Regions from separate parts of the Homo sapiens genome. Here regions 1 and 2 are each linked to region 3. A link is a loop called in an ENCODE intact Hi-C map of the cell type or tissue named here. Cell type or tissue: psoas muscle. All regions are shown on one strand. Links, peaks and the distances in the headings refer to the core of each region. The heading gives the core; the rest is flanking DNA.

Region 1 (5,611 bases), core at 176-5,175, 190 kb before region 3:
AGGTAAGATGTTGAAAGCATAGTTTATAGAGAGTCAAGACGCGAATTTCTTTGTATTATAAATAAATAGAAATTTGATGATGTGGGCGTAAAGAAGAGAGGAGCAGAGAGAAGATCAGAGGGGAATGTGGGGTAAATGCACCCAATAGCAATCATTTAAGCATACACTTAGAATGACCCTGCATGGCAGACACACCTGAATGTGTGTTCTGAGCTAGGGAATCTGGGAGTGGCCAACCCAGAGATTCATTCCTTATCCATGATGAACATCTGAGCCTACAGCTTACCCCATGGAACACGGGCTGTATAGGGAATTGAAGCCCTGAGTTTTGGGTTAAATGAAGCTTGCCAGGTGGAGGTCATTACGCAGAGGGTGTTAAATTAAAATGCTATATAAACTACATGTTATTTGCAGGTGGCTGTGGTTTTCCTGCCCAGCCCACTACCACTGGGCCGTAGATGAGATGGATATCTTGTCCAGCCCGCTGCCACTGGACCATTTCTGCAGGTAAGGGGGTCAAACCCACAGCCACTGGACCCTCTTCTCTGTAGGTAAGCTCCGTAATAAAGCCCTATGTCTCATGTGCTTGCTCTGGGTCTCTTCAGCCTCTTGAACCTGATGCCTTCTCTATTGAGGTTTACAGGGGTTCAGCACAATAGGGAGGGGAAGGTGTCAGAGCATTCTGGTGGGTTCTGGGGCTTTTAAGAATAGAGATGCTGCTACTCAGTTGGAAATGATTTGTATTTCTTTGATTGGAGCCCCTTTCCCTAGTGGCTTCATGAAAGTGTACTACCTTCAAAATCCTAGTGGGATATATTTCATAAAACAGTAACCACAGATGTGCTGGGTCCCATATCCAGGTTGATGCCATGGGGCAAGGGACTCCCTGTGAGGATGGGTGAGGTTGTCCATCTGCTGACTTGATTCAGCTGCAGAACTTGAATCTAGAAGGGACCCTGAAATAAGCTTTTTAAGAACACCCAGAAGTCATGGGGGAGGATCCTGGGTTTCCGCAGGTCAAGGAGTGAAGTTCTAGCTGGTAGTATCTGGTCCTTAAGTGTGGAGAGACCTCAGCTGGTGGCTGGATTACAGATCTGGGCTGTTCTGTTTTCTTCTGGGGTTTGGCTTGATTGTATATGGTGTACCAATTTGGAACGGCCACTACTCAATGCAGTGACCTCCAACCAGCTGAGCTCTGAAACTTGGGAATTCCTGGGCTGGCAAGGGAAGCCTGGATTCTGGGTCTGCTGTCTGTGGGTAAGAGTGTCAGGAGGCTGGAGCAGCAGGAGACGGTGCTGGCTGGCGCCGGTGTTCTGGGTCTTCCTTCCAAGCTGCAATCAGGATTCCTTTCCTGAGATTCCTCCGAATTGCCTGTCTCCAAAATGCATAAGATGTTTCTGAAATCAGTGCTTCTCAAACTTTAATGCGTACCAGTGTCACCTGGATGGCTCATTAGAACCACGTGCTGAGCCCCTTCCCCAGAGGTCTGGAAGTGAGGCCTGACAATTTGCATTTCTAACAAGTTCTCAGGTGATGCTGATGCTGCTGGTCTGGAAACCACACTGAGAATCCCTGTCCTAGACCAGCATTTCTCACTTTACTGTGCACAGGAATTACTTGGGTTTCTTATTAAAATGCAGGTTCTAATTCAGTAGGTTTGGGGTGAGACCTGAGAATTAGCATTTTGACCAGCTCCCAGGTAAAGCTGATGTATAAGGACCACCCTTTGAGTAGCACCACCCCCAGTCATGCTGCCTTTAGCCTCTGACTGGCTGAAGGTCAAATGTTTCTACTCCCCTAAGAATAAGTACTTCTGGCTGGACACAGTGGCTCATGCCTGTAATCCCAGCACTTTGGGAGGCTGAGGCAGGCAGATTGAGGTCAGGAGTTCGAAGCCAGCCTGGCCAATGTGGTGAAACCCCGTCTCTACTAAAAATACAAAAAAATTAGCTGGGCATGGTGGTGGGTGCCTGTAATCCCAGCTACTTGGGAGGCTAAGGCGGCAGAACTGCTTGAACTAGGGAGGCGAAGGTTGCAGTGAGCCGAGGTTGTGCCGCAGCACTTCAGTCTGGGCAACAGAGAGACTCTGTCTCAAGTGAAGAATAAGTACTTTCATCCCAGCTGCTATTCTCAACTGCTTTGCAAGGGCGTGGTTGTCTCTTGGTCTGTGTGTATCTGCAATTCCCTGCTCAGTCTACCCCACACCACATCCCTGCTAGAAGCTGAGCTGCCCAGTCATCTGTGGGAGCACCTGTTCATCCCAACACAGTGCCACTGGGACAGTTAAGCCTCGCCAGGCTCTGGCTCTCGCTGGCTGCTGGGCAGGCGTTCCTTCGTGTTCCCCAGGGCCCACTTTGCCCTCTCGATGCTGGCAGTGGCTGTCCCAAGTGCCAGCTGTTCTTTTGCCCTTGAAATCAGCCCTGTCCGGCTTCTGTCCTGGCTTCCCTGATGTCCCTGACCATTCCCAAATGACTGTATCCTGCAAAAATGAGTCTGCTATAAACTGGGCTGGCAGCTGCTCTGGCAGACGGGCAGGAGGAACTTGGAGACTGTTCAAAATAAGGAGGAGTTGAAAATTAGGAACCATAGGGAGATGGAAAGAGGAACGGGAGTTAATTTAATGCCTTAAGTGTAATACACTTTATATGAATTTATGCAGAATTTACATAAAAAAATCAACCTAATATGTAGCACAAAGGCATTAGGGAAGGTTTCTTGTAGGATGAGACAGTAGAAAGGGAAGTGGGTTGGGATTCAGGAGAACCGAGTTCTAATCATATTCCCACATTAGTCAAGAATCCACAGGCCTCAGTGTTCTCTTGCATAAGAAGGTTTGGATTAAACCACCTTTGAGCTACTGCATGTCTAAAAACCTCACTTATTATTAGAGGGATTATCAAGGAAGGCTGGGGAAATCTTTAAGCTTTGGAATTAAAAAACCTGAATTTAGGCTGGATGTGGTGACTTGTGCCTGTAATCCCTGCACTTTGGGAGGCTGAGGCAGGAGGATCTCTTGAACCCAGGAGTTTGAGACCAGCCCGGGTGACATAGCAGGGCCCCATCTGTACAATAAGAAAATTAGTTGGTCACAGTGGCACATGTCCGACTACTTGGGAGGCTGGGGTGGGAGGATTGCTTGAGCCCAGGAATTTGAGGCTACAGGGAGGGGTTATTGTACCACCACACTCCAGCCTGGGCAATAGAGTGGGACTCTGTCTCAAAAAAAAAAAAAAAATCCTGAAGTTAAATCCTGGCATCTCCTGCTCTATAGCTGGGCAGCGTACTGGGCACGTCACTTACATTCTGAGTTGCTTCCTTGCCAGCGAAGATTAAATGAAGAAGCTAATAAAAGCACCTAAAACAGTTGCTGGTACCTAGTGGTACACAGCGCTCAAGAAGCAGAAGCTAATATGACAATCATTAAAAATGTTAAAAACCTGTTCTTTTTCACCATGCTCCATTTAGTTGGGTGGGACACAAATGCTCAAAAGTGTATTATACTTAAAAATAGTAGAAATCAATTCCATTCTCTGCTGCCCTCACAAGCCCCTCAGGTAAGTCTGGGTTTGCTCAGCTCAGCCTCCAGGAAAATGTGTTCCAAAATCCTGGAACAAGAGGGTAACAACAATCAAAGCAGCATGTTGACATACTTAGCAAGTTTTAGGGAATTATTCAGTGCTAACTCCAGAGAAAACTGACTGAAACATAACCAGGCCAATGGCTCCCGTGGGCCCTGCAAATCAGAGGAAATGTTTGAGAACAGGGTAGATAGGACAGGACAAAATGGCTTTGCGTTCTCTCTTGCTCTGAAAATTGTTGTCATGGGATGCAGAACATAGTGGGTGCTTATTAAATGGCCTTCGATTGAAGGAAGCATGTTCTAGAGGCTTAATGATTCTACCCCCTGAAGACCATAGTACATCCTGGATGTGACTGGCACGTCTGTTGAAAGCCTGATGCTTTGTTCTCTTAGTTGTCATTCGTGGCCTCTAGGAAGCAGGGTGTTTGGTTGCCTGCAACAGAAATGGAGTCTAGCTGATTTACACAGAGGAAGAGTTTAGTGGAAGGATGTCAGGAGCATATAGGTGTAAACGGGAGGCGGAAGAGTCATGGTGAGTAAGCAACAGGACTCCAGGACTCAGTTGACTGAGCATTCCTGCAGGGATGAATTGGTTCTGCTGAACCAAAAGATCTACACATTTCTTATCACTTAAGGAAACAGGCCTGGATGTCTGCTGCCATTCACTCAGGCCCAGCTCCCAAAGATGACCCATCCCTAAGCGGCCCTGATAATCAGCACACAAGAGGCATGGTGTCATATTGGAGGACCAGCCCATATATTATTTCCATGCCTGGCTGTTACTTTATCCTGCTATTTTGCTTGCAAGGTGGAACAGTTATAAGGATACTCATGTGATTTACGTGTTCAACATTCAGCCCAATGGATGACATTGCCTTCGATATTATGTTTGGGTATTGGGCAACTTCCTATCATACCTGATGTTATTGTTTAGTCATTTTGTGCCTGATATGTTTAAGTTTTATAAATAAATGCTTAGCATGGTGTGCACCTATATTCTATATAATAATCCCAGGAGGTTGCTTTGGCTAAAGAACTCCATCCACTCCAGAACTATTTCCATGGTTTGCTACACACATTTCAGAACACAACTAGGGAATTATGACACTGCTATCCCTGGTGCCTTATCTCCTCAGTTATATCCTGAAATGAGCATAATAGCACCTACACAGCGGGTTGCTGTTTTAAATTGTATACTATATACAAAGCACCTGATGTGTAGTAGAGAAATAATATAAAAGGCAAAGATTATAACTTTTATTTTACTTCTGTCTTTCCCCATCCCCATGTAGTAATCAGAGACTAAGCATTTTTTGGTTAATATCAAACATGTTAAGGCAGGGGAGAAGGTGGAAGAAGGGAAAGTGTGGCCATATTTCCCAGCCCTTAGACCTCTCCGTGGTAAAGAATTTGGCTATGATAGTCACTGGAGTGCCCCTATGCGGCCCCCACCATGTTCCGGCGGTTCATCATACTCCTAACAATTCCACTTCCAATTCAGGAGTGACATGGAACTACTATTTTATTATTTTGTGTGAAAATAATAAAGTAGACGATTATTTTAAATCTCTAATAATTTATCTCCTTTCTTGTATCACTCTGCTCAAGACACAAAGTCCCAAAAGAAAGAGAGGGCGAGAGAGTGAGTTGAATTTGTCTGGCCTTGACGATGTGCTTAACCCCTCAGCTAGGGGAAGGTCTGTCACTCTGGTATACATTTCTACCAAGCAAATTAGGGCAGGTGGATTTTCATAAAAAGAAATTGGGTCACAGTTGCTAGAGTACAAGGAGTGGGTGCAGTGGGGGGTTCTGTAAACCCTCCAAAGCTTTTCTACAGGGTTCTCGGGATATCTTCCTAGAAAAACTATAAAGCCCAAGAAACAAACTACTCCAAAACAGCAGTTAAGATTAGACCAAAAGAGAGCAAGAAATAGCATGATTTAATCAGTTATCAAATCTCAAAAGTTCTTTTTTGTAACTCAGAATCCTCAATAGGGACTGTTATATATATGTGTGTATGTGTGTATAATA
Region 2 (5,611 bases), core at 176-5,175, 210 kb before region 3:
CTCCCCAGTTGAATCTAATGTGCAATTAGGGTTGAGAACCTTTATATTAAACCTTGAAAGAACACACAGAATTTACACCTGAACTACATTTGGAGTTTGCTTTTGATTATTGTCCGCTTTTAGTTTTTTTCACAGACCTAATTTGTTATTAAGAATGTAAATTAATTATTATGGCCTGATTGGTGTAAATCACATCGGATTCGTGACTTGCTTTGATCTGAATGCTAGACTTCCATAAATACGGTTGAAGACAGCTCTAGACTTTTGTCTCCCTCTGGCTTTTTGATAGCTGTATCAATCTGTTGGCTCACTGGGCTTGTGAAATAACTAAACCTTCAGGTCTCTTTCCCATGCGCTGCCATCGATGTGGTCTGCTGTGTCAGGGATTTTTGCTAGTGATCCTTTTGCTTACTGTGGTCAGGAATGGAATGGACCTTGGTCCTGGAGAGGTGATGGGGTGACCGTTTAGGGTAGGTGAGTAACAAAAGGGCGCCCCTTCCACTGGGCTAAGCAGCACATGCTTTGCTGGCAGAGAACGGCTGGATTTCAGACCTGCTTACTCCGTCGACCACGCACTTCTGTGTTGGGTGTGAATGGCACAAGCCCATGCGGCAGGAGTGAGGAGGGGGCCCCACTTGAACCACACGGACAGGGATGGTGGAGAGTGGCTCCCCAAAGGGAGATTGAGGTGTTATTCCCAGAGATGGGGAAATGGATATCGTGTAGGCCAAACCAGCCCTGCCCTTAGACTTGGGCAAGACAGGCTCCTTCTCAGGTGCTTCTTCAGGGTATTGTCATTCCATCATAAGACCTGTGTCCAGTGTCTTATTCCATCATAAGACCTGTGTCTTCACATGCAGACGTGTGTTTATTGCAGCATGATTTACAATAGCAAGGACTTGGAACCAACCCAAATGCCCATCAATGATAGACTGGATAAAGAAAATGTGGCACATATACACCATGGAATACCATGCAGCCATAAAGAAGGATGAGTTCATGTCCTTTGCAGAGAAATGGATGTAGCTGGAAGCCATCATTCTCAGCAAACTAAAACAGGAACAGAAAACCAAACACCGCATGTTCTCACTCATAAGTGGGAGTTGAACAATGAGAACACATGGACATAGGGAGGGGAACATCACACTCTGGGGCCTGTCAGGGAGTTGGAAGTAAGGAGAGGGAGAGCATTAGGACAAATACCTAATGCATACGGGGCTTAAAACCTAGATGACGGGTGATAGGTACAGCAAACAACCATGGCACATGTATACCTATGTAACAAACCTGCACATTCTGCACATGTATCCCAGAACTTAAAGTAAAATTAAAAAAAAAAAAAAAGGCCTGTGTCTTTTTCAGTCAAACGTCTCTGCACAGGGTGGGGCCAAGCAACTGTGCCCATCCAAGCCTGAGCCGCACCACTCAGTGCCTGAAATCCCAGCCTAAGCCCACGTGGGTCTTTTCCCTGCACTACTGTGAGAACTTTGCTTTATCTCATGTCTAAGATAAACACCCAGGACATGTCTTGTAGAGATATACTCAGTCTCAGAAATGCTTGTGCCTACTCAAAGGGGGTGTGTTGGAAGGAGCCCTGGGAAGTGTCAGGCAGAGGTCTGATTGATTGTTGACTACCTACCCCATGCTTACCATATGTTTATGCCATTTTAGTCCTTAAAACAATGGTTCTCAAAGCATGGTAACCAGACCTGCAGCATCAGCGCTGCCTGGGAACTTATTAGAAATGCAGAGGTGGGAGGATCACTTGGGGTCAGGAGTTCAAGACCAGCCTGGCCAACATGGCAAAACCCCATCTCTGCTAAGAATACAAAAATTAGCTGGGCATGGTGGCATGTGCCGGTAGTCCTAGCTACTTGGGAGGCTGAGGCAGGAGAATTGCTTGAACACGGGAGGCAGAGGTTGCAGTGAGCCGAGATCTTGCCATTGCACTCCAGCCTGGGCAACACAGCCAGACTCTGTCTCAAAAAAAAAAAGAAATGCAGATGCTTGGGACCACCTGGGACCTGCTGAATCAGAGACTCTGGGGGAGGAGTCGGGGTAGAAATCTATGTTTTAACCCTTTAGATTATTCTGGGGCTTGCTCAAGTTTAAAACTGCTGCCTTAAAACATCCTCAGTCCTTAACATAATCCCCTATGTGTTATCACCACCATTCAGATAACAATCCCCAGGAGATGTCTAAGCTGCCCCAAGCAGAAAGTGGCACCTCAGTGCTGAAATGCAAACCCAAGTCCACCTAGCCTGAAAGTCCTCAGAGCTTCTTACCACATCCACCCTGCCTGCAAAGAAAATCTAGAAGCTAGTTTTTTTTCTGGCTCCTCCTCCCGCTCTCCTTCTAAGGTAGTCCACTCCCTCCTCTTTCTCACTGTCTCTGATCGTGACCCTCCCACACCTGCTTTCAAAGCTTTGTCTGTGAACCAATTAGAGGTTTGAAAAGCTGGTATCAGAAGTGCCCAGTATCATTTTTATGAGACTTCATGAATAAGAAAACAATGCCAACAAGTCAATATTGCGTGCAAATGTCAGTAAATTCCCACTCAATGGCTCCCTAGCCTGAATTTTGCAGAGTGAAATCGATGCAAGTTTTGTCAGGCCTGCTGACTTTAAAGGCGGAGGACCCTGTGCATCCAGAGAACCCACTGAAGGATGTAGGCTGCATCGTCACTCACTCTGGAAGGAAGTTAACAAAAGTACTTACACCTTTAACCTCCAGGGCATTCCTTCCCAGGCTGTGGAGGGGGGCTCCTTAGCCTGCAGTGACCTGGAATATGTTTCCAACTTTGCAGAAGTGCTGAGATCCACAAGATGGCAGCAGCCGCTCAAGCTTCGCACAGGGTCCCTGCTGCTTTTGTAATTCCCAAATTAAAAACCAAACCAAACCAAACCAAACGTACATCTGCAATCTGGAAGACGCCAGGAAAGATCATTCATTCTAGGCCTGCCCCCTTTACATCCAGAACTGTCCACATCAGAATCAATGTGAGCAAACTGCTTATAAAGGTCTTAGGGAAAAGGAATCTCAATTGTTGACTCAATTGATTCATTTATTTATTTACTTCTTTTTCCATCCTCCCAACTTTTCACTCTGAAAAGTTTCAAACCTATAGAAAAGCTGGAAGATGAACATCTTCTTGGTCTTCACTGGGATTCATCAAATTATCACATTTAGCCACATTTATTTCATCTTTCTCTCTCTTCCTCTGGATGAAAGCTTTGATAGTTGCAGACACCCTGACACTTTACCTCTCAATAATTCAACACGTCTTCTAAGAATAAAGACATTTCTTTATATAACCACAACATCACCATATCCAAGAACCTTAACATTGATACATTACTTAATTTATAATCACATTTAAATTGCCCCAACGGTCCCAGCAATGTTCTTTACAATAATTTTCTTTCTTTCCCTTCCTTCCTTCCTTCATTCCTTCCTTCCTTCCTTCCTTCCTTCCTTCCTTTCTTTCTCTCTGTCTTTCTTTCCTTCCTTCTTTGAGATGGAGTCTCACTCTGTGGCAGAGGCTGGAGTGCAGTGGTGTGATCTCAGCTCACTGCAGCCTCTACCTCCCAAGTAGCAGGGATTACAGGCGTGTGCCACCACACCTGGCTAATTTTTTTGTATTTGTAGTACAGATGGGGTTTCACCATGTCAGCTAGGCTGTTCTTGAACTCCTGACCTCCAATGATCCGACTGCCGCGGCCTCCCAAAGTGCTGGGATTACAGGTGTGAGCCACCTCGCCTGGCCTATAGTAATTTTCAATCCCCTGCTACAGAGTCCATTTGAGTATCACACCCTCATGTAGTTGTCATGTCACCTTTTTTGTAGAGCTCTCCTCCTCCGCTTTTGATCTTTTATGACATTGACATTTCTCAACAGTCCGGTTCATGTGTTTTGTAGAATGCCCAGCACTCTGGATTTGTCTTACTGATTCTGGATTATTAATCCAGGTTAAGTATCTTGGCAAGAATACTACCAGGGCAATCTGGCATCCTTCCTGTTACATCACTTCAGGCGGCACATGATGTCATGTGGTCCCATTACTGACGATGCTAAATTTGAACACCTAGCTAAGGTATCAGACCTCGGGCAGAGAACTCATTCTTGTCCTGCGCCTGCAGCAATCCTGAACGGCCACCCCACCTCCTCCCTTGACTCGCTGGTCTGTACGCTCCCTGCAGCAGCCAGAGAGATGCTCTGAAAGTGTTAGTCAGATGAGGCCATGCCTTTGCTCAAAACCTTCCTATGGCTTCCCACCATGCCCAGAATAGCTTCCAAACTCCTTGCCATGCCTTCACAGCCCTGCATGGTCTGGCTGCTGTCTAACTTCTTTTTCAACATTAAAATTAAAAAAAATTTAAAATAAAAAAATTTTAAATTGGCATAATAATTGTACATAATTATGAGGTTGATAGTGAAGCTGCAATACACATAATATATAGTGATCAGGGTAGTTAGCACACTCACCATCTCAAACACTTATCACTTCTTTGTGTTGGGAACGTACAACATCCTCCTTCTAGTTACCCGAAACTATTAATATCTAGTATCTTATTGTTAATTATGGTCATCCTACAGTGCTATAGAACACTGCAACTTATTCTCCTCATCTAGGTGTGATTTTGTATCCTGTAACAAATCTCTCCCTATTCCTCCCTGCCCTCTATACTTCCCAGCCTTTAGCATCTTCTGTTTTACTTTTTACTTCTATGAGAGCAACTGTTTTTAGCTTCCATATGAATGAGAACATGTGGTGTTTAACTTCCTGTTCCTGGCTTATTTTATTTAACATAATGTCCTCCAGTTCCATCCATGTTGCTGCGAAAACAGGATTTCATTCTTTTTTATGACTGGATAGTATTCCTTTGTGCATATACACCACATTTTCTTCATTCATCTTTGTTGGACACCTAGATTGGTTTCATATCTGGGCTATAGTGAATAGCGCTGCAATAAACGTGGGAGTGCAAAGTCTCTTCAATATACTGATTTCCTTTCCTTTGGAAAACTGCCCAATAGTGGAATTGCAGAACTTACAGTAGTTCTATTTGTAGTTTCTTGAGAAGCCTCCACACTTCCTCCATAGTGGCTGTACTAATTTACAATCCCATCAATGGTAGATGAGCTCCCTTTTCTCCATATCTTCACCGGCATTCGTTATTTTTTGTCTTTCTGATGATAGCCACTTTACACTCTAACTGGGTGAGATGATACCTCACTGTGGTTTTGATTTGCATTTCCCTGATGATTAGTGATATTGAACATTTTTTCATTTATTTGTTGGCCATTTGTATTTCTTCTTTTGAGAAAAATCTGTTGAGATCATTTGCTTCTCCTCCAGTCCACCCCCACTGCTTTGTTTGTTTGTTTGAGACAGTCTGTCTTTGTCACCCAGGCTAGAGTGCAGCAGCATGATCAAGGAGCACTACAGCCTTGACCTCCCAGGTTCAGGTGATCCTCCCACCTCAGGGCCTCCTATCCCCACAACCCTGGTCACTGACCATACCCAGCTAATTTTTGTATTTTTGGTCGAGATAGCCTGCCACATTGCCCAGGCTGGTCTCAAACTCCTGGGCTCATGTGATCCTCTGG
Region 3 (5,611 bases), core at 388-5,387:
TTGAGTCTGAGATGATGGGATAAGAGGGCAGGTGTGCGGCAAAGGATTAATCTTGCCTAAAGGAAGATTTGTTCCTCGTCTAGCCCTGGGAGCTAATCTCTAAATCCTTGGAATGTCCTGCCTCGTGAGTGTCTTTGTTTACCTGGGGGCCCTGGGCAACACAGTATAAGCTTGACCTCTGGCAGGGATAGAGACTAAGGCCATTCATGTCTACATGACCAACTCCCAATAAAACCCTGGACACCAAGGCTTAAGTGAGCTTCCATGGTTGACAATACCCTGTGTGTGTTGCACACATTGTTGCTGGGAGTGTTGGCTGCATAACTCTATAGGGGAAGGAAAACTGGAAGCTCACGTATGGTCTCTCCTGGACTCTGCTCTATGTGCCTCTCTCTTTTTGCTTATGTGGATCTGTATCATTTCACTGTAATAAACTATAACTGTGAGTCCTAGCAAATCACTAAACCAGAAGGTGGTCTGGGGGATGCCTGAATTGCAACAGGAATCTCTGGATTACATGAAATGTGTCTTTCTTTAAAGCCAGAGGACTAAGATCTCTCTGAATTTCTGCTTGAACCTCCTCTCTGGCTTCCCTAAACCCTTTCTTCAGAAGATATTATGTAAAATGTGTAGGAAGTCCTCTCTCAGCTTCACAAAGAAGCCTCCTCCCCCATGGCCTGCCCTAGGCACTGACCAACCCCTCTTGCCTGCCCCGTGTGGTTTAATGAGTACTCACTTCAGTCTACTCTGGGTAGGATATTGTATTGCCCAAGCAGACTCCACACTCACCTGCCTTTCAGGAGAGTCCCTGCTAAAATCCAGATGTTAACTGGGGAAGAGCATAATTCCCTGCTGTCACCCATTTATACTTCAGCCTAAAGTAATCAGTTCACTAACAGAATGGGCTGTCATTAAGATAGAATTCAGGAGAGGGGAGTTCGGGTGTGGGTACTTCTGGGGCTTTCCCTAACTATGAGAGTGAAGAGGGTTCTGCTAGGCAGGGAAACAGGGTTGCTGGGGTCTCCACAGGGCTCTGTTGAGGCATAAGGGAGGAGCGTGCTGAAGGAGCGGCGGAGGGCTGACAATAAGCTGGCCTACATCCTAGTTTTGTTAGAAAAATTAGAGGGTGAAAACTAGCACTTTGTTCCTTCTCTGGCATCCACATGTATCCACATGGCCAAGTGGGCAGTAACTTTCCAGAGGATGAAGGGGAGAGCAGCCAAGCTGGGCATGGGAGGCAGATGTGTCACCTGAAAGAGAGGGAGCCCATTCCTTATCTCACAAGGGGTTTACTGGAAACCAGGTTCCTGGCACTGCGGTGGGGGGAAAGTCATCATTAAGTAGAAGAGAGCAATCCTTTACATATAGGATTTTAATCTCACTTCTGCCCTATGCAATTCCAGGCAGCTTAACCGAGACACTCTTCAAAATGGAGAAAATTTTGCTCCAATTCTAATATCAGGGAGTGTGACCACAAAACCTTTAGTTCTCTCCTCTGAGGTCATTTTTATGACTTCTCACTACTTTTTATCTTTGAACTATTTTTTAGGTCTATGTTGGGAAAATGGTTTTGTTTCTTTCTTCCCCCATCTCTTTTCTTTATCCTCCAGTTGACAACCATGAAATGATCTCCCCTTAAGACAATCACATGAGACAGTTCTGTCTTCCCTTCACCCTGGGCCTTAGAGGATTAGAGAGCACATGCCCTAAAAAGCGTCACCCTCCCATAGAAATCCATAGAGAACCTCTATTTCTACCCTCCTGGCAGCAGATGTAGAGAAATTGGGGTAGGGGTAGACGGCGTCAACCCCACCCCGCAAGCTTCATAAATGTGAGCGCTTATAGTCAGTTCCCAAGATGGGAGGCCTTCATATTTAAAGCCATTAAGTGGAAATTTCTTGAGGGCAGGACTACATGAATTTGCCCTTGAATTGAGGGTTTGGCCAGGCCTGACCCCTGACTCGGGACTTCAGAACACTTAGGCCAAGCAGGATCTGGAAATGCAGTTTCTTCAGTCACCCCAATGTGCTTGGTACCTGCCTAATGAATGCTTGTGATGCTCACAGAATCTCCCTAAACTCCGCACGGGGGTGTTGGCTGGCAGCCCACTCCCCCAGTCACTGAGACTCTTCTATAATACCTGACCGTGCTCTCAGTCAGAATCTCCACTGAGCTCAGCGCTCCAATTTCATGCAATAAAGCGAGCTTTCAACACAGTAAAGTTGTGCTTTGACCTTGCTGGGCACTCGTTTATTGGGTCAAATATTGTCAGAGTTGTTGAACACGCAGGCAATGTAATCAATATAGTCGAAATTGGAGATTTCCAAACTTTAATCCTCTGGTCATTTTGTTAACCAGCTCTAAATCCCCCGAGGATCTGGTTTAAATGCAGTTTCGGACACAGTAGTTCTGGGGAGAGGCGTAACAAGCTTCCAGGTGACGCCCTAGCACCATACTTTGAGAAGTCAGCATTGAAGGGTGTTGATATGGGGAGGAGGAGAAGCTAGTCGCTAAGACTCTGCTCACACATCCCTAGCAGAAAACATAGAAAGTGATCATGGATTCTACATTGGTCTGAAGGAAACTTGTCCCGGGCATCTGCTGTCCCTGAGGCTGAGGACATGGCTCTCAGACCTCCATTACTTTGAAGTGTTTGCTGCAGCAAGAGGCAGGATGGTGCAATGGGTAGTGCTTGTGTTCTGGTGCCAGCTTGCCTGTTTGAGGCCTGGCATGCAATTCTAAGCTCTGTGTTCTTGTGGCTTAACATTTCAGTGCCTTAGTTTTCTTATTTGTAAAACAGGGATAGGGTAGTCATAATAGTACCCACCTCTATTAGGTTACTGTAAAAATTAAAAGATTACGTAAGGGACGTGGTCCATAAAAAATGTCCAGAATACTTATTTTCCTTTTCAGCCAGAGCTCCTGTTTCTAAGCCTGGGACCTCAGGGGGCCCTGGGTTTCTATGCCCTGAACTGCCACAGTTGTGCAAGCACTCTTGGGTCTCCTGTTACCCGGGAGCCGGCAACAGACCAAAATAAAGAGGTGGGGTGGGGTAGCGGGGCGGGCTGAGCGAGCCTCTAGAGGGAGTCTGACCAGGTCAGCTGGGAATGCCTGTCAGCCATCCAGGGTGGCTTCTCCTTTGCTCTGCTCCTGCATGGGCCTGGAGGTGGGTGAGTGACTCATGCTGGTGCCCTCCCCACCCCTGCACCCAAATGCTCAGCCCTCCCCACAGCAGGGGCTCACCTAATCCCCACAGTGGGAGTCGGTGGGTATTCACGCCTGTGCCGAGGTCTAGGGTTGCACCGCGCTGACTTCACACTCAGCAGCATGTGCAGCTGAGGCCTCCGGGCAGTCGTCTCCTGCGAGGCGGGCAGCGAGGTCAGCTTGGCAGCCGCTGCCTCTCCAGCCTGGATCTGGCCGCAGGCAGCGGTTCCCTAGGACCCGAGAAAAGGATGGCCGAACAAGAAGCTAGTGGGCTACAGGTCCTGCTGCACACGCTTCAGGTAGGAAAGGGTAGAGTGGGTGCAGAACCCGGCGGGCTGGGTGTTTGCCTGGGCTGGCCTGCCTGGGAGCTATGCACACAGTCCCCTCTGGCAGTCACTGGCCCAGTTTGTTAACAGCAAGAGAACAGGAGTCGGCTCTCACCTTGAAGCTGACCTAAGTGATGCTATGGAATTCAAATATTAAACACGACGATGTTGATGATTGTTCTGCTTAAATTATTGATCCTCGTGGGATCAGAGGCTCTGGGTAAAAGATCCGAGTTTTCTAGAAATGGGAAAGGTGGAGAAAAAGCCTGTTTGGCAAATGAAGGGGACCTGTTGAGGCTCCTCCTGAATAAGGCTGGAGACCTGCTGAGAGCATGCAGAGCTGTCTGGGAGGACAGGGTAGGTGAGGAGAGGACCCTTCTGGGTATCTCCTGCTAAATGGCTATCTTACTGGGCTCCCACATTGTAGTTACATCAGAATGGCCTGGGATGCCGACTATCAGTGCATTTTCCCAGGCAGGATCTGACTAGAAGGTGTTTGAATCATGTAGGGCAGTAGCCTGGGAAACTGCCTTCTCCCTGGGGGATGCTATTCATTCCTAATTTTGAGAATTCTTGTTCTACAGCAGTGGTTTGCAAACTTGTCTGCACATTAGAATCACCTGGAGAGGGTCAAAAAATACTCATGCTTGGGACCCACCCCCAAAGACATGGATTTAACTGATCTAGGGATCAATCCGAGCGTTAGAGTTTGAAAACTCCCCCGGGGTCTCCATGTAGATTTAAGGCTGAGAACCACTACTCTCTATGCTTGTAGTTAGCTGGATTCAGAGGATGCCAGTGTTCAAAAAGGCCCAAGGGGTCTTCTACCCCAGGAGTTTAAGCTGGAAGTTCCTGGAAGGGGTCACAAGATGATGGGCTTGTGGGGGCGGGGGGGGGTCCATGACCCCATTCCCCTGTTTAGAATATAAACATTTTGTACGTATTTTCCTTTTTCCCTGTTGGGAAAAATGTTCTTAATTTTCCTCTGATTGTTTTTGTTTTTATTTTGTTGAGACAGCGTCTCACTCTGTCGCCCAGGCTGGAGTGCAATGGTGTGATCTCGACTCACTACAACTTTTGCCTCCCAGGTTCAAGCAATTCTCCTGCCTCTGCCTCCCAAGTAGGTGGGATTATAGGCTCCTGCCACCATGCCTGGCTAATTTTTTGTATTTTTAGTAGAGATGGGGTTTCACCATGTCGGCCAGACTGGTCTCAAACTCCTGACCTCAGGTAATCCACCTCGGCCTCCCAAAATGCTGGGATTACAGGCGTGAGCCACTGTACCTGGCCATTTTTCTCTGATTCTTAAGAAGATTTGTATTCCTGAAAGTTTAAGAACCAATAAGTGCAACCTTCAGGTGTGCAGATAAGGAAACGGAATCTCAGAAGTGAAATAGGCTCCTTGATGTCAAATGGCTACATAGTAGGAGAACTGGGCCTTCAATATTCAGTTGACTTGGCGTCCTTTGACTCATTCTATCTGATTCATGCAAGGTGAGAATGTATCTGACCAGGGGTACTGGAGGCAGGAGTGGACCTCAAAAGAAATTTGCAAAATAAATCCAAGGATTTATTTGTATCTGGCTAGATTTATTTGATTTAATAACCAGGTACAATAAGCTGACATTCTGAGACCTCTTCTAATTTCTGAATAGTTGCATGGAGATCTTGATTAACTGATTCAAACAACTGAAAATATCTCATGGACAGAATTTTCCTTGCACTAGCTGTCTAGGAAAGAGGGAAAGTAATAAGTTGGTAATAGGGGTTCAGTAAAAATGAATGTCCTGTAGTCGGCCTCAAAGTCACTTCAGGTTGAACTCAATTGCCTGCATTCCCACCAGTGAGAATTGATAATTGATGTTTAGCATGATCACCCCGGGGCACTGCTAGATTCCCAATTATCAAAGAAAGATTTAATTATGTTCACTAGACTCTACTTAGTTCCCAATTAAGCAGAACATTATGATAACAGGAGCACGCTTCCTGTTTACTCCTCAGTTGATCAGAGTTTGGTTTAGAATTGACCTGGGTTCCTGGCCTGGCCTGCACCAAGTGCTTCCCTAAGCCCTGTTTCTGTC

Evidence for each region. Hi-C counts contacts between places; a loop is a spot of excess contacts. Peaks named below come from ENCODE experiments on the same cell type or tissue, not always from the same donor. Only the 100,000 strongest peaks of a DNase experiment are listed, where the experiment ranks them.
Region 1: a loop joins it to region 3, with 3.0 times the contacts of the local background. A loop is called at or near these places in 2 of 110 quality-filtered maps.
Region 2: it touches region 3 in a loop (2.7-fold over the local background); 3 of 110 quality-filtered maps call a loop at or near these places.

What each region holds. Positions count from the first base shown.
Region 1 is chr15:85,884,228-85,889,838 of GRCh38, forward strand. No RefSeq gene overlaps it. Among named protein-coding and RNA genes, the nearest start is that of MIR548AP, 61 kb to the left of the region's middle. In psoas muscle, for the core only: no CTCF peak of the experiment used is centred there; a DNase peak (open chromatin) is centred at 2,314; H3K27ac peaks cover 976 bases.
Region 2 is chr15:85,862,461-85,868,071 of GRCh38, forward strand. No RefSeq gene overlaps it. Among named protein-coding and RNA genes, the nearest start is that of MIR548AP, 40 kb to the left of the region's middle. In psoas muscle, for the core only: a CTCF peak has its summit at 2,825 (motif pointing right); a DNase peak (open chromatin) is centred at 2,811.
Region 3 is chr15:86,076,521-86,082,131 of GRCh38, forward strand. AGBL1 (AGBL carboxypeptidase 1) reads left to right here and starts at 3,351. Exons shown (of 23, transcript NM_001386094.1): 1 at 3,351-3,503. The coding sequence starts at 3,453. In psoas muscle, for the core only: no CTCF peak of the experiment used is centred there; a DNase peak (open chromatin) is centred at 3,161; H3K4me3 peaks cover 2,022 bases; H3K27ac peaks cover 3,631 bases.